Regions from separate parts of the Mus musculus genome. Here all the other regions are linked to region 1. Evidence: chromatin loops called from intact Hi-C (ENCODE). Cell type or tissue: gastrocnemius. All regions are shown on one strand. Each heading gives the region's core, and the rest is flanking DNA. Links, peaks and the distances in the headings are about the cores only.

The links. A loop is a pair of places that touch in the nucleus more often than their neighbours do. Peaks named below come from ENCODE experiments on the same cell type or tissue, not always from the same donor. Only the 100,000 strongest peaks of a DNase experiment are listed, where the experiment ranks them.
Region 2: a loop joins it to region 1, with 2.3 times the contacts of the local background. A loop is called at or near these places in 2 of 42 quality-filtered maps.
Region 3: it touches region 1 in a loop (2.9-fold over the local background); 2 of 42 quality-filtered maps call a loop at or near these places.

Annotation. Positions count from the first base shown.
Region 1 is chr1:37,075,738-37,081,675 of GRCm38, reverse strand. All of the region lies in intron 7 of Vwa3b (von Willebrand factor A domain containing 3B), which reads right to left. Among named protein-coding and RNA genes, the nearest start is that of Gm39626, 32 kb to the right of the region's middle. In gastrocnemius, for the core only: no CTCF peak of the experiment used is centred there; a DNase peak (open chromatin) is centred at 3,532; H3K4me3 peaks cover 765 bases; H3K27ac peaks cover 3,481 bases.
Region 2 is chr1:37,010,490-37,015,547 of GRCm38, reverse strand. No RefSeq gene overlaps it. Among named protein-coding and RNA genes, the nearest start is that of Vwa3b, 16 kb to the left of the region's middle. In gastrocnemius, for the core only: a CTCF peak has its summit at 2,354; no DNase peak of the experiment used is centred there; H3K4me3 peaks cover 810 bases; H3K27ac peaks cover 2,844 bases.
Region 3 is chr1:37,005,067-37,010,124 of GRCm38, reverse strand. It overlaps the pseudogene n-R5s210. Among named protein-coding and RNA genes, the nearest start is that of Vwa3b, 22 kb to the left of the region's middle. In gastrocnemius, for the core only: no CTCF peak of the experiment used is centred there; no DNase peak of the experiment used is centred there; H3K27ac peaks cover 1,831 bases.

The DNA of each region.
Region 1 (5,938 bases), core at 1,139-5,138:
CCATCTGCTATTTTCTATCTCCTCGATTTGCCTACAGCTGAATGTGCCTGCTACCATTTCTGCAAGAAACTCTCTCAAGTGTAAGTAAGGCAGGGACTGTTTAAGCAAATGGCTATGCTCTGGGGAATTCAGATGTTACCCATGGCAGTCCCTAAACAAATCACTTTGTGTCTTATTCCAGGTATTACACTATTACAGTCAGGCTTGTCCCGAGTATGTAAAAAGCTATGTGTCAGGTCAGGAAGGGGAAAACAAAGAGAGCAGGCAAGCATGGCACAGTCTAAGGGACACTTAATGCATCCCGGGAAGATGCTGGTAAACTAAAGCACTCCTGGTCACCCTCAAACCCCAGCCCAGTCCCTATGTGGCCTTTTCCATCCTCAGGGCTCCTAAATGAAGGTCTGGCCCAGCAGAGTGGCAAGTTTACTGTGGCTTGAACCCTAAACTCTTGTTTGGCCATGAAGATGTGAAAAAAGACCTCATTATAACCATGAAAAGGTGTTCTATACACCAGGAAAGGTGAGCAAATAGTTTTCTTTTCAGAAACTAATACACTTTTAAAATTATAAACTGTGATAAAAGTATAAAGTTTCCAAGAGACCAAGGGGGAATAATGAGAGGGGGTTCCAGTGGGTGGGATGGGAGGGGGGGCAGAGGAGTGGATTGGGGGAAGGAAAATGAACACCAAGGATGTTAGGAAAAACCACATTGGAGACTTACTGAATTACAAGACACACACACACACTCATTCCATATAGAAGAATTTAATTGGAATTACTCTACAAAGAAGATTTTGCTCCTCCCAAAAGCTATAGGTTGCAACATAAAAAGCTCAGTGCTGGGTATGGATTACCTCCCTCTAGTTGTTGGCCAGAAACCCCTGAACATAATACAGGAGCTTGCTGTTGCTCTTCATTGCCCATTAGAACTTGATGGCAAAGCCCTATTGCTGAAGAGAGCATGCACGCCAATCACTGGTACATGGAGCGATCAAGCAATCAAGCTGGTATCCCATCCTGAAGGGGGAGGGGCGTATAAAACCCCACCCCTTACTGAAGTACTAAGGACAGGTGATGGCCTCTAGGGTAGGGAGATTCAGTTTGCAGTTCAAAGGTGTGGCTGCTGGTAGATCGGTTGAACTCCTGTGATTGACTCTATACAGGCCACACAAATTGGACTTGTATCACCTTTTTTTTTAAGGTGATACAAAATTGTAGCATTGGTGAGGTGGAGGTGGACCTGGGAGAAGCTGGGGTGAACATGTTTAAAACACACTGGATGAAATTCTCAAAGAATCAATAAAATAGTTTACAAAGAAAGAAAGAAAGAGAGAGAGAGAGAGAGAGAAAGAAAATCTCTCAGAGACCTAAAGTTACTGTTTAGGTCTGATAAAAAGGGGCCACATTGTATCCATATAGGGTAGAAAGTGGTAATAATCAGTAGTCTAACTTTAATGAAAGCATTCTTAGTGGTGTGATGCATGTTAAAATATAGTGCTGGCTGGATCTGGATTTGAGGCCCTAATAACTGAGGCACTGTGCAGCTTCATTCAGTCTCACGCTATAGAAATCACGCATTAGCTAATTTAAAACAAACAGAGAGTCATCCCAACATTTTGGGAGAGAATCTACACTTTCTTGAGGGCAGGGAGTGTGTCTGTTTCATAATGGGCATTTCTCTTCTCTCAGGAGGAATTCTACATATACAGGATGGGCAGTTTGGGTTCTAAGTGAGGTGTGTGACTGTCTACTGGTCCCCTACTCTTCTTGTAAACAGAACACTGTAAAATGCAAAGGGGATGTCTTCTCACTGTCCCCCATTCACTTACTTTGATGATCCAGGGAATGGCACTGTTGAGAGGTGTGGCCTTGTAGGTGTGTCACTGTGGGTGTGGGTTTTAAGACCCTCATCCTAGCTACCTGCAAGCCAGTCTTCTCCTAGCTGCCTTCAGGACAAGAGGTGGAACTCTCATGTCTGCCTGGACGCTGCCATGCTCTCACCTTGATATTGGACTGAACCTCTGAACCTGTAAGCCAGCCCTAATTAAATATTGTCCTTACAAGACTTGCCTTGGTCATGGTGTCTGTTCACAGCAGTAAAACCCGAACTAAGACATTTAGTAAACCTGAATTAACCATTCCTATTCTGGGGAGGAACACCCCTTGCTGATAATCATGTTCCCCGGGCTCTCTGGCGGTACTGGTGAGCTGACGGCGGAGACCTGAGCGCATGGAAAACAGGAAGAGTAAACGTATTCCTGCCATGATGAGATGTAGTGAAGGGGCCTTCCCTCGAGTCAGGCTCACCCTGTCTGAGCTTTCAATCTTCAAAGGTGTGAGCTAAGTAGCTCTTCTGGATTTGTCACTGCTGTTATTGCTGTCTTCACTAGTTTTTAAAAGTACCCAGCCTCAGGTATTCCACTATAGCAATAGCAAACTGGCTAAGATAACTATGATAGCCTTAAGGATGGAATTTTGTTTATCGATTTTTTTTATAACTAAAGCACCCTTGATAATTGGCTAATACCTCCAAATAGACTGTTTTAAAATAGACTTTTTGAGAATTCCCTTTTTCTATCCCTGAATATCCTGGAGCCCAGCAAAGCTCTCAACTTTTACATATCTAGAGGCCTCTCTCAGCTTTGAAATCATAGCAAGCTTATTCAAATATAATCAGAATTCACACTAGCTCTCTTTCCCCAGGCAACTCGGTTTAAATTTTAAGACTTTTGATGAATTTCTCCACATCTTGTGTGTTGTTAAGCTATGCCTACAGGATGCTTGGACCTACTCGGTTAGATCAGAGGTTGATTGCAATGGCTGAGCTAAGCCCAGAACTGATCTTACCCCTGTCTGGTATCAGGTGAACAGGCCACACTGCAGCTAAGAACCTCGAACTAAACAAGGAGTCCAGGGCTGGAGCCTAAGATGGAGACAGGAATACGGGAGTAGGGGTGGGGTGTCCCTAACCATAGGGGCTCACTCTTTGTGAGGGTGCAAAGCCTGAGCGTCCATGAGATCTTCAAAGGTGTGAACTAACGGTGGATGAGAGGGAGGTAGGGGTGGGGAGTTCTTATGTTACTTTGACTCTTGGGGGAATGGAGAAAGGAGCAACATAAATCAGAGCAGAAGCAGACATGGACGCTCGGAGAGTCTGGTGCCCCTGGGTTCAGAGTCTTGTTGTCCATTTCTTTTGATTTCTTCAGCTTCACCCCAGTGAGATTTTAAATCCTACAGCAGATGCTTAATAAATCCTTACTAACCAGGGGCCCGCCTTAAGCGATGACAAGAAATTCAAGGTGCCAATCAGGCAAGAGGGGTGGAGTCTGGGGGGGAGGGGAGGTCATACAGACCTCCGCCTGTTAAACCATCACGTGGCAACAGCTCAGAAGGACTGTTCGGCCACATTCACTGAATTAAGCTCAATTTCAGGCAGAGAAAAGGTAATTCTGAGAGAGCCTCTTGCTGCCGACAGAAACAGCTACCGAAAGGCACCACCCGGCACTTCTAAATTAAACTGGAGAATGGAAACAGAGAGGCATGGTGCCAGGCCTGAGTGATGGGCCACGAGACTCAGAGTCTAATTAAAGATCACGTGTGTCTGCCAAGAGCAGGACTGCTCCTTTAAACATAGCAACCTGATGATGTTCAAGTAAATAAAATGTAGTTTTAAAACCCGTAGTCTTAGCTCACGCTTTCTCCCCCTCTGCCAAAACAAACAAAAAAAGAAAATTTCAAAAATAGACTACCAGTTTTTTTTTTACAGCTCTTGTGCTTCTTTTTAAAAAGGCTTTTGCATTTTGTTTATTATATGTGCGTGTAAGCATACATATGTGCATGAAGGTCAGAGGGCAACTTCCACCACGTATGTCCTAGGACTTGAACCCAGGCCCTCAGACTTGGCAGCAAGCACCTCCACCTGCTGAGTGGTCTTCCTGGCCCCAGAGCAGATTTTTTTTTTTAAGTTCCAATTCACTCAAAGTACCAGATACAAACAAAATGTACCCTGCAAAGCGTCGTGGCCTTTTACTACAGCCTTGTGCTATGGCCCTTTCCTCTTAATGTGCTCCTTACATAATCTCTTCCGTCTATCTGGCAAGCAAGGTCTAGTGATGGTCACAGCAGAACCTATCTATCGTTTTTTCTCCTCCTCTGTAAACTGGACCGGTAACTAAGATGACTCAGCTATGTTGAGTGTGTCAGCGCACAGAACAGGCTCAGCGGGAAGAGCTACTTCAGGGCTGATTGCTGACAGCTGCCTAATGAGAGGAGCCCAGAAATAAAAGACAAGCCTTGTTGCCCCTTTTCACTCCATTGGACAAGGAGAGGCTCTAAGCCGTTGGGACTTTGGGTGGTATGTATCATATCAGATGAAAGTTTTAAACGCAAGCTGCAGTGGTTTGGTCCAGTGAGATGCTCTGGCTTGATGAAGCGGGATCACGCAGCACTGAGCATGGCTTGCAGCCCACGTGATCAGGCTAGCCCTGGCTGCTTGAATTTACAAACCTGAAGAGCCTGGGATCTCAAACCACCTGAAGCATTACGCTGTCAGCTCTGACGACCAGTTCCGTGCCTGAACTAAGCAGCTTCAATGTCAAAATTATTACATTTTCATGATGGATGATGACAGACGCCAACTTTTACTCTGATCTAACTTTATACATCTATAGTCATTATTTCAGATTTTTTTTTTAATGATAAAGCAAGAATAGAAGCTAAAACAGAAATAGAGCTTGCTTCAGACACTAATATGATAAGTCTTCCCGAAGAGTTCCCAAACCTCTACCTTGGACCCACCAGCTTTGAGAACCCAATGGGTAGCCATAAAGATGGTATCCCTGGCCATACCAGCAGCTGCAGCTTCTAAACAAGTACAGACCTCACCGCCAGCTCTACGGGGGCCTTCCAAGAAGTGAACGCTAGCATGTCCAACTTTACAAACATATGAGCAGCGTTTTGAGCTCTGGCTGAGCTTACAAAGGAAGAAATTACTCACACAGAGGGCCCAGTGCACTACCCGACTCAACACTAAGTAAAAATCCCACTTCCAGGAGAAGAGGGACATGGGCTCCTTTTGCCACAGCAGGGATTAACACCCTCCATGGTTGCCCTAGGATGCTCCCAACAACGGGACTTGTCTCCCACCAGGACACTTGATCCTTCCACATCCAGTTCTCTGTTCCCAATTCTAATTCCCAGCCCTGACTATGTAGTGACTCTTTAAATTGGTCATTATGATAGAGGCTGCCATGTTCTTCCAGATTATTTCACCATCTAGAGCCAGTGTCTTCAGGAAATGCATCTGGAATTCTAAAAAAGAAAAAGGGCAGTTGATATTCATCGAAAGCTGGTTTGTCCTGAATATTTCTCTGTGTGTCATGTGGACTGAAGCCCTCAATACTCATATAAGCAGATGGTATTATTCCCATTCTATAAATGAAAAAGCATAAAGTCTTGGTAATATGCTATCATATCATAATTTGTGGCAAAACTAGGATTTGATGCCAGATCTGATACCGAAGTGATTCATTTTCCATCAAACACTGTTTCCTGGGACCAAACCCAGAATCACACAAGAATGAAAGGCTGTGACCCCTTGCATTACTGTTCACATCCCATACCCACGCCCCTCCTCAGCTTTCTGCGGGTGGAAGAGTCCTCACCCTTCATTAGGACTGGGCATGGTCATGTGATTAGCTCTGGCCAATGAGACGTTAGCAGATAGAACATGCGCAGTAAGCATGTCCAGGTACTTCGCCTTGGTTGGTTCTTATGTACCGCACCACCACTCTACGAACACACCTTCTGTAGCATGAGCTAAATGATCATAAGTCTGTTTAAAATTAAACCACAGTTGACCTGGAGCCATGTGACATTTAAAGAAAACAATAACTATGATGATAAATAATTGCTGAGCCCAGCCAGGTGGTACAGACTGG
Region 2 (5,058 bases), core at 629-4,628, 66 kb after region 1:
ATCTCATCAGAGACTCAACCCATGGTTAATTTCACTGAAAAGTTGCACTTTCACTGCAGATATAGCTAAAACAGATATATATATATCCATATTACACACACACTGAAATGGAAATACTGTTGCAATCGTGTCATGAATGTTGTTGAGCAATGAACTACTCTCTGAGTGGATTTAGAGGATTCTCTACAAAATGGAACTCATACCTAGTACCATCAACTGGGCTCCAAACCAATGGCTGCTGTCTTAGGGTTTCTGTTGCTTTAATGAGACAGGAAGGAAAGGGTTTATTTCTCTCACACTTCCACACCACAGTTGATCATTGATGGAAGTCAGGGCAGGAACTCAGGCTAGGAACCTGTCTGTAAGAACTGATGCAGAGGCCGTGGAGGATGAATACTGATTCCTGGCTTGCTTCTGCTGGCTTGCTTGGTTTGTTTTCTCATACATAGCTGGACCATTCACCTAGGGGATGACAGATGTGCTATCCCACATCAATTACCGATTAAGAAAAGGCCTTACAGACTTGGGTGCAGACTAATTTGATGGAGGTCCTTTCTCTCTTAAAATTTCTTCTTCCCAGAAGATCTTGCTGCCTTCTGTCAAGCTGACATAAACACTGACCACCACAGCTGCTAGATTAGTGAGAACCTAATATGATTCCTGTCCTAAATGGATGTAGAAATTATCTGTCCCCTCTGTCCTTGTACCCATAGCATAGGGCATCTTTCAACTCTTTTCAGAGAAGTTTCTTCTTGCAGTAGATGGAGATTAATACAGAAACGCACAACTGGTTGATGTTTGGAGAACAAGAGACAGTAAAGTATTCAGCTCTAAATGAGACGTCACACACCCAAAGCTCAGGGATTGTTGTAGTAGGAAAGGTGAAAAGATTGTAAGAGACAGAGGTTGTAGACACCTGTGGCAAAACTGTGTGTTCTGGGCATGACAGAGCTGTGCACACCTAAACTCACAGCAGCCATAACTACATGCTCAAGATCTGTGCAAGATAAGTCAACCAAAATCCCAGCAAGGATAGAGGATGGGCAGATGAAGCCCCACCCCTAGCTTAGGCGCTATCAACAACTGATGGCTGCTGGCAGATTAAGGGATGTGTTCTCAGAGGGATGTGTGCTCCAGTAGATGGTCCTAAACACATGCCCATAAAGGCATGGAAAAGTAGACTCAATGAGTACAAAGCACATGAAGTGGTGGGGGGCATTGTAGAATAGGGGAGTAATTGGAGGGGAGGTATTGGATTAAAGCATATTACAAATATATAAAGTGTATAAAGTTCTCAAACAATAAGACATTTTAGGCAAAAAAATTTTAAAGATAAGAATGTATGTGTAATTTCTTGTCTGCACACAGCTATTTCTGGGAAGAAACTCAAGAGACTGCAGTGTTAGTTGCCTCCAGGGACAGGAAAACAGTGTTGAGGAACACAGGCAGAAAGAAGAATTATTAACTAAACATTGGTTTCCTCTGAATGTGAGGCCAATGTAAAGTTCAACCGAACCTAAACTTAAGTTGTAATATTTTAACAGTATTAGCTGTTATATATAAAGTTATATTTGTCATCCTTGGTTGAGTCTAACTCTTTTGTGCCAGGAATCTCTACTTATTCCTGTCTAAGCCACTCAGACAAGAAACAGGTAAGTTCCCAAGGCACGTGGCCGCTGCGTCTGGGAACGTGATGTTGTAAGTAGAGCCTTGGGGAGAGGCGGGGTACAACTGACGAAGCAGCCTATCAGCTACTGGATCTTATCTGCTATACACACATCTGTGCTCTTACCTCTCTCCTGTGGAGAGAAAGAGGATAAAGGAAATTCACTGACTGATTGATTGATTGATGACTGATTGATTTATAAGTGAAATAGATTGACCCCAGAGCTTGTAACTGGCCCCATTACTATAATGCCCACAACAAGGATTCTACATGTGTGCCTCCACCATAAGTTTTGACTTCCATCCTGTTATCTCCTTGACCAGTGTTTGTGATGCAAACAGCTGGAGGTTTGTTTCTGTTCCCTGGAGGCTCCATCTGCCTGCCCTCTGGGTGAGGTGTTCCTTACCGCTCCATGTACTCCAGGCCACTGAGCATCCCTGTAGCACCTACACTCTGACTCTCGGGCTTTGGTGACATTTTACTGCATTGCAGGCTCATTGCTGTTCTAATTTTGTGTTTTCAGATAGAAACTCAACTTCCTGAAAGAAGGAACATGACCTTCATTGTTCTCCCTACTAAACCAACCACAAAATATGCATTATTTGACTCCCAGCTTATTTGACCTACAAGAGAAATTATGTGTGAACACGCGGTCTTCCTGGGAGCCTTATTCTCTGCCTCAAGTTCCTCTTATTCTCCACCAGGGAAATTCCTCCTCATTGAGCAAGGCCAAAAATGATGTCACTGACTTGATAGAATTTCCCTTCCCTTTCTAGGACTAAATGGACCTCTGTGAATGTCCAATAAAAGACAGCCACAGACACATTCATGAACACACATGCATGCACAGATACCCATGCATGCACACATTAAAGATAATACCCGCGCGTGCACACACATGTATATACGTGGATGCACCACAAATAAAACACACAGCCAGATTCATCATAATAAAAAATATTGAAAGACAAAGACAAAAGAAAAGTCTTCAAAGCAGCGGAGACAACTAACTTATCCCAGAGGAAAGATCTGCAAGAAGACCAGCAGCTGCCTTTTCACCAGAGAGATGGGAGGCAGGGAGGCTGGAAATGTTGAAAGAAAAGAGATGTCAATCAGCATACTAATGCTTATATCCAAGAAAAATACTCTTATACACATACACATGCAAACACATACATATAGAGATAGAGAGTTTGTTTTTGTGAAAACAAAGGCAAAATAAAAGATATTTTCAGGTAACAAAATAAAATATAAGAGAGTTTGTCACATCCAACTTGTAGTTCCACTTTGCAGGAAATGTAGATTTCCTTAAGTGGACACATGTGAGCTAACATGGAATACCGATCCACATACATGTAGAACAATGAGCGCTTGTGAAGAAGACCATATGCTTCTTAAAGACGATGTGCAGTCTAGACTGACAGCTCAGAGACTACAAGCTCTTGCTGCCCTTACAGGAGACACACATACACACATCACACACACAAATCAGATACACACATGCACTCACACACAGATCAGACACACATACTCAGATCAGACACACACACATATATATATACATATACATACACACTCAGATCAGACACACACATACACTCAGACCCAGATCAGATACACACACTGAAATCAGACACACACACAGATCACACACACATGTATACACACACATACACACTCAGAACAGACACACACACATATACATATCACACACTCACAGATTACACACACACACACACACCATTACCTTGATGTTTAAACCATTCTATATCCAGAAATCTTCAATAAAATTCTAATAACCTAAATCCAGCAAAAAAGAATCTTTGACAAAGAGTGGTACATCATGACCCTGTGGAGGTTAGCCCAGGAATGCAATGTCAGCACAATCCAGTCACTTCTATCACTAGTAGATCTTCTCATTGCGTGCCTTTTAAATATCTGTGTTATTTTACATGTATGTGTGTATCCCTGAGTGTCTGTGTGCGTATCACATGTGTACAGAAGCACTCAAAGGTCAGAAGAGTCATCAGATCCCCTGAAACTAGAGTTACAGATGGCTCTGAGAGTGCTGAGCTCAGCCAGGTCCTCTGGCAGAGCAGCCAATGCTCTTAACTGCTGAGCCATCTCTCCAGCCCCTCGTTAGGGGAAATGTGGAGCAACAGGGTTTTTTTGTTTGTTTGTTTGTTTGTTTTTTGTTTTTTGTTTTTTCAGTTAGAAACTTGATTTCAGGGAAGGACTAAATATATTTTTATTTTATGAGACATCAAAGACTATCTAGAATCAAGGAGACAGTTGAAAAGCGTTTTTTCCTGACATTTGAAGATTAGATTACATGAAAATAAAATTTTAAGGAACAAGGAACTACTGAAAGACTGGGTAGTGTTGGGCTTGGCTCCCTTGAATTGTTTTGCTTTGTATGTATGTGTCATGTGTTCTGCATATGTCTATGCATGTGTGTGTGTGTGTGTGTGCGCGCGCGTGCGTGTGCGCGCGCACACGCTCACACAGGCACGATTGCCTACAGGCGTATGGAGGCCAAAGGGTGATATCTGGTATCTTCTTCAATTGTTCTCCACTTTATTTATCTCTGTGGCCCAGCGACTGCTGATTTGGCTAGTCCAACCGGCCAGATTGCCCCAGGGATCCATCCCCATCTCCTTGCTGCTGAGATCACAGGCAGGCTACAAGGCCTGTCTGGATCTTTATGTAGGTTCTGGAGAACCTACATAAGGAATGTCCCCGAATACTTCTCACTGTTGTAATCAGAACCAAACTTTGGTCCTCATGCAAGCCCAGCAAGCATTTGAACCCCTGAGTCATCTCCACAGTGACAATTGCGTAGTTTCTCAGAATGCTGTATTGTGTTATAAGAACTTTATATAAGGGGGCCTGAGAGAGCGGGGCCAGAGCAAGAGGGAAAAGGGAAGGGGGGAAAAAAAGAACTTTATAGAAGTCTGTTGAGAGCAGGGAATGCTTTCAGATACACATAAGATAAGAACAGAGGGCTCAGCACTCAGTGGCAAGAGGACTCCCTAGATTCTAGAAATTGAGACACAGATCCAAGCATGGGAGAAATTAGAACTTAAGAGTGAGAGTCATGTGCCTGTGGTGGGCTGTAAACCCAAGGAGCTGAACAGTCTCGTCCTCATGAATTCAGGATCCTCCACCACCCCTTCCTAAACCAGGAGTGTGGGTGGTGGCATCTGCCTTTAATCCCATCAAGTGGGAGCCAGAGGCAAGTCCATCTCTGTGAATCCAAGGCTACCCTGATCTATAGCCAGTTCCAGGACAACATAGTGAGACACTGTCTCAAGGGGAAAAACAAAAAGAGCTATGTATACTTCTGCCTGCCAGGTCAACTGATTTTTTTTCTTAATTTTGATTTTTAAGTG
Region 3 (5,058 bases), core at 629-4,628, 71 kb after region 1:
GGAAAGGCGGAGAGCCACTCGGTTTTCCCTGAGCTGAACTGATCTCAGGGCCCAACAATTGTGCAGCTGTTTTTGGTGTCTTCTAGGATTCACCAGTTGGACGTGGGTGGAAGTTATATATTTCCTTCCTTCCCCACAACCAGATGGTGTGTAATAATCAATGCTCATCTCAGACCAGATTCTGGCCCTTGGTCAAGCCCTACTAGAAATGAGGCTCACAGAGTCACCCGATCCGGTCCATGATGTCAGCTGGGATCTGACCCCCTGTAACTAGAGAAGCTGATACACACTGGATTCGTTCTCAACAGCTATAGAAATAGACTGCTACATTTTTTTTTAAAAAAAATGTTTTTCATTGATTTATTTATTCTCTGTGTGTGTGCTGTGGGTGTGTGAGTGTGTGCGCGCACCACACATGCCACAACACACTCGTGGAGATCAGAGGACATTAGGTCCTGGGGATCAAACTTAGATTGGCAGGCTTGGAGGCAAGCGCCTTTACCTGCTGAGCCATCTCACTAGCCCCGACAATCTTTTTTTTTTTTAAGGTTTATTTATTTTTATTTATATGAGCACACTGTAGCTGTCTTCAGACACACCGTAGAAGAGGGCATCGGACCCCAGTACAGATGGTTGTGAGTCACCATGTGGTTGCTGGAAATTGAACCCAGTACCTCTGGAAGAGCAGTCAGTGCTCCTAACTGCTGAGCACTCATCTATATCTCTTGCCCGCCCCTACAATCTTTCTTGGTTTTGTTGAACCCTGAGGGTAAGCCCAGGACTGTCTGCATGCTCAATAGGTGTTCTACCCTGTCGCTGCAGCTCCAGGCTGGTACTAAAATCTTCATGACTTAAGACAACTGAAGTTTCTTCTCCCAATTCTGGAGACCGGAAGTCTGAGATCCTCGCATCAGCTTCCTCTTTCCCTCTTTCTCTGGCCAATCTGACTCCTTCCTTGCCTCTCTTTAGCTTTAAGCCATGAGCAGGAACACTTTATGCCCCTTGATTGTTATCTGCATCATCTCAATGTCTGCCTCTGATGTCACGTGCTAGTTTCAATGTCTGCCTCCGATGGTCCGTGTGTCTTTTCTCTACCTCTCACAGGACAGCCGTTACTGGATCTGCTTGGTTACGCTTATAAAGACCACGGCTGCAGGATTCATCTACTCTAGTATGGCGTCATCGAAACTTGGCTACATCTGCAGGATCCTGTTTCCAGAAATGTCACAACCTCAGCAGCCAGCAGGTAAAGCTGCAACCTCTTTTTAGAGGATACAACTCCAACATGGCGACTCAGAAGCCAGTGAAAATCTATGCAAATGGATGGGTCCTAGAAAGCACCGTTCTCCTGGTCACCTGAGTCCTTTTTTCATCTTTGGTGAATTATAATATAATTACATTATCTTCCCCTCCGTTTCCTCCTTTCAGACCCTCTTATGTACCCCCATCCCCTCTTTTTCAAATTGATCTTTTTTCTTTTATTCTTTTAATTGAAAAAATTTATACAATACATGTTGATTATGATTTTACTCTCCTGCAATTCTTCCCAGGTCCTCCCCATTTCCCTACTGATGAGGGCCGGTGCTCCCCTCCCCCAGCATAGCTGTAGCCATTTTGTTCATGCCTGCCAGCTATTTAATATTGCTGCTGTAACATACCTGTCAGTCATTGACACAGAAAAATACCCTGACTCCGAGCAGGGTCATGCTGACCACATACCCTGCTATCTTCTGTATGAGGTTCGTCAATCTTAAGAAATTCCATGGAGCTTTACATAGGACCCATCAAATTAAAGGTCAGTATGAACTCTGATGTCAAAAAGGGCTTGACTCAGGGCTGACCACCAGGCAGGCAGCACTTCCTGTACCTGCCTATGAGCTCACTGTGTTTTTTTTGCAGGTTTAGCCTTTATAAACTGACAGAGAAAGATGGTCAGGGGTCAGAGCCTCAGCCGTGAATTCTGAACTACAGCCCTGATCAATCAGTCTTAGGGTGAGTGTTCAATAAACCATCCCTGTCTGACTGAGATTGGTTTGTGGGTCTGTGGGGTGACTCTTTGACCCCAACATCCATCCGCCTAACTCTATATTCACGTGTACCAAAAAAACACTTTATAAACACATGTACCAAACCAAAAAAAAAAAAAAAAAAAAAAACTCACAAAAATGGAAAACAAAATAATCAAGCAAAAGACCAATAAGACCAAAAAGCCCAAACAAAACAAAATGAGACAAAAAGTCTACAAAAATGCTGCTGAGTTTGATTAGTGTTGGCCCTCTCCTGCTGGAGTGGGGCTGTCCCTCCTGTGGTTAGTATACCCAGAAAGACTCCATTTGGGAACACTAAATTTTCCTTTGTCAGCAGCTATCAGTTGTAAATAGCTTCTTAGTTAGGGGTAGGAGGGAGGCCATGGACACTCCTCTCTCTCTCTAAGTACTGGGACCCCCATCTGCCTTGAACCTGCGAAGACCCTGCTGGATCTTCTGCTGCCACAGGGAGTTCATGTGTGCCTCTGTCTGTTGTGTTTGGAAGACACTGTTTCTTGGCGTCAGTGACCACCTCTGGCCCTTGCCATCTTTCTGCCTCCTCTTCCACACAGATCCCTGACCCCGAGGGGAGAGGTTTGGTGAAGACATCCATTTAGGGCTCAAGAGGGTAAGACTCTTAACTTAAACGTTGTAATCATAGGATTACAACGGTGAGAAGTATTCGGGGACATTCCTTATAATTCCTTAACAATCTAAGAAAAGGCTCCTTAAACTCAGCACTACAGACTCCCGGAGCAGCCTGGAAAGTCTAGAGACCCCTTCATACATGAGAATTCCTGGAGAAAAGCTGGTTTTTGCAAGGGCTGATCAGCTGATCAGTAGATTAGAACACCAGTGACCTGGAGGGGTTGGAATGTTGCAGATCCAGAGCCTAATTACAATGTATCCTGGGCCATCATTAGCCTACTACATAGTCATAGTTTGCTCACCTCTGTATCTAACCCAACACCTTGTGACAAATAAAACCCCTTTGGAATGTATCAACCTAACAAAACCCTAATTTCTACCAATCAATAGGCTGGGCTAACAGTGCCATCTCACAGCATCCAAGGCTTGTAGCAGAGCTCTCCCCATTCAGATATAACCCGCTTACCTGGTGTGCTCCACCAAGCCCACCTGCATCTGAAAAGTGTCTTTTTTGTTTGTTTGTTTGTTTGTTTTGTTTTGTTTTTGTTGTTGTTGTTTTTTTGAGACAGGGTTTCTCTGTGTAGTCCTGGCTGTCCTGGAACTCGCTCTGTAGACCAGGCTGGCCTCGAACTCAGAAATCCGCCTGCCTCTGCCTCCCAAGTGCTGGGATTAAAGGCGTGCGCCACCACGCCCGGCTTGAAAAGTGTCTTGATTCATGACTTTCTTTGTTCTGTTACTACAATCAACTCCTGAAAATGCTGCCTCGCTGGAATGTGGAATTTGTGGAGACCTGACTGAGTCCTCCAGCGACGCTCACTCCTGCTTCCCTCCAGAACAAACTACCTCTTACCACTTTTGAAGTGAGAGCTGTGTTTTGTGTTGACACCTTATTGGGGAAAAGACGTTTGAAAACTAATGAAGTGCGTAGGAATGCAAGGGAAAGCATATACTGAAACATAATCCTGAAAATATTTTTATTTATTTTTAAAGATTTATTTTTGGTAACATTTTAATTTTATGTGATGTGTGTGTGATGTATATGTATATGAATGAGGTGATGTATGTGATATGTGTGTGATGTGTATGTGCGATGTGATATGTGTGATGTGTGTAATGTGTCTGATGTGTGTGTGATGTGTGATATGAGTGAGATGTGTGTGATGTATATGTATGTGTGATGCAATGTGTGTGATGTGTGTAATTTCTGTGATGTGTGTGATATGTGATATGAGTGTGGTGTGTGTGTCATGTGTGTCATGTGTGTGTGATGTATGTGTTATAGGTGTATATGATGTGTGTGTGTGTGATGTGAGGTGTGCTCATGTCCATACAGTATTCATGGAGGTCAGGCAAGAGTGTCACATCTCCTGGAGATGATGCAGGTGGTTATAAGCCTCCCAGTGTAGGTGCTGGGAACTGAACTCTGGTCCTCTGGAAGAACAGCAGAAAATGTTCTTAGATGTTAAGCCATCTCTCTAGGCCCCTCAAAATAATATATGTACTTCTTTATTAATATTTCAAATAATAAAATCTAACAATTGGAAAGTAAGAATGAATATAAACAACATCTCGAGACATATGCGGCAAACAGGTGATCAATGATCTCTGAGCTGCCTGCCACTATCCTCCCCTGTAGCTGGCTGATCATGTTCCTAAATGAAGGAAATGCCAGTTTTCAACTTGAAAAAAAACTAAAAGTAATCTATTGGAAATGTACAAAACATTTGAAGTTTACTAAAAAAAAAAAAATACATATATATATAGTTTTTCCTGTCTAAATTGATGAACTTCTATCCTTAGATGCTTAGAAAGTCTACCTGTCATCCCTTAAAGATACAGAGAGTGTCTTTTTGTTTGTTTGTTTGTGTTTGTTTGTTTGTTTGTTTTTAAAAAGCCTACAGAACCTGGTATTTTCAGGCGGTCTCCCATCCAAGTACTAACAAGGCCCGACCCTGCTTAGCTTCCGAGATCAGATGAGATCAGGCATGTTCAGGGTGGTATGGCCATAGACATGTATTATTTTTAAATTCATGTTTTAATGTATTATTGTTATTATTATCATTATATTAATTATTGTGTGTTTATGTGAATGCTGGTGCATATGTATTGAAACCCCCATGGACGATCAGAGGACAACTTTTGTGAGTCACCGTTTCCTTCCACCTTGTGCAGCCTTTGTGGTCAACACGGCCATAGCAGAAGACATTGAACTGTGGAGATGGCCAGTGCCATTGGGTGACTCGTTTGATGGATTCCTGAATATTTGAAAGGTGCTCGTGGACAGCCTAGGCATGACCTTGGAGCATGCCTGTTTCCTATATGCCTAGAGCCAAAGAGACAAAGCTGAGTTAGAGTGCTGCTGCTGAATCTAATCTATATGTAC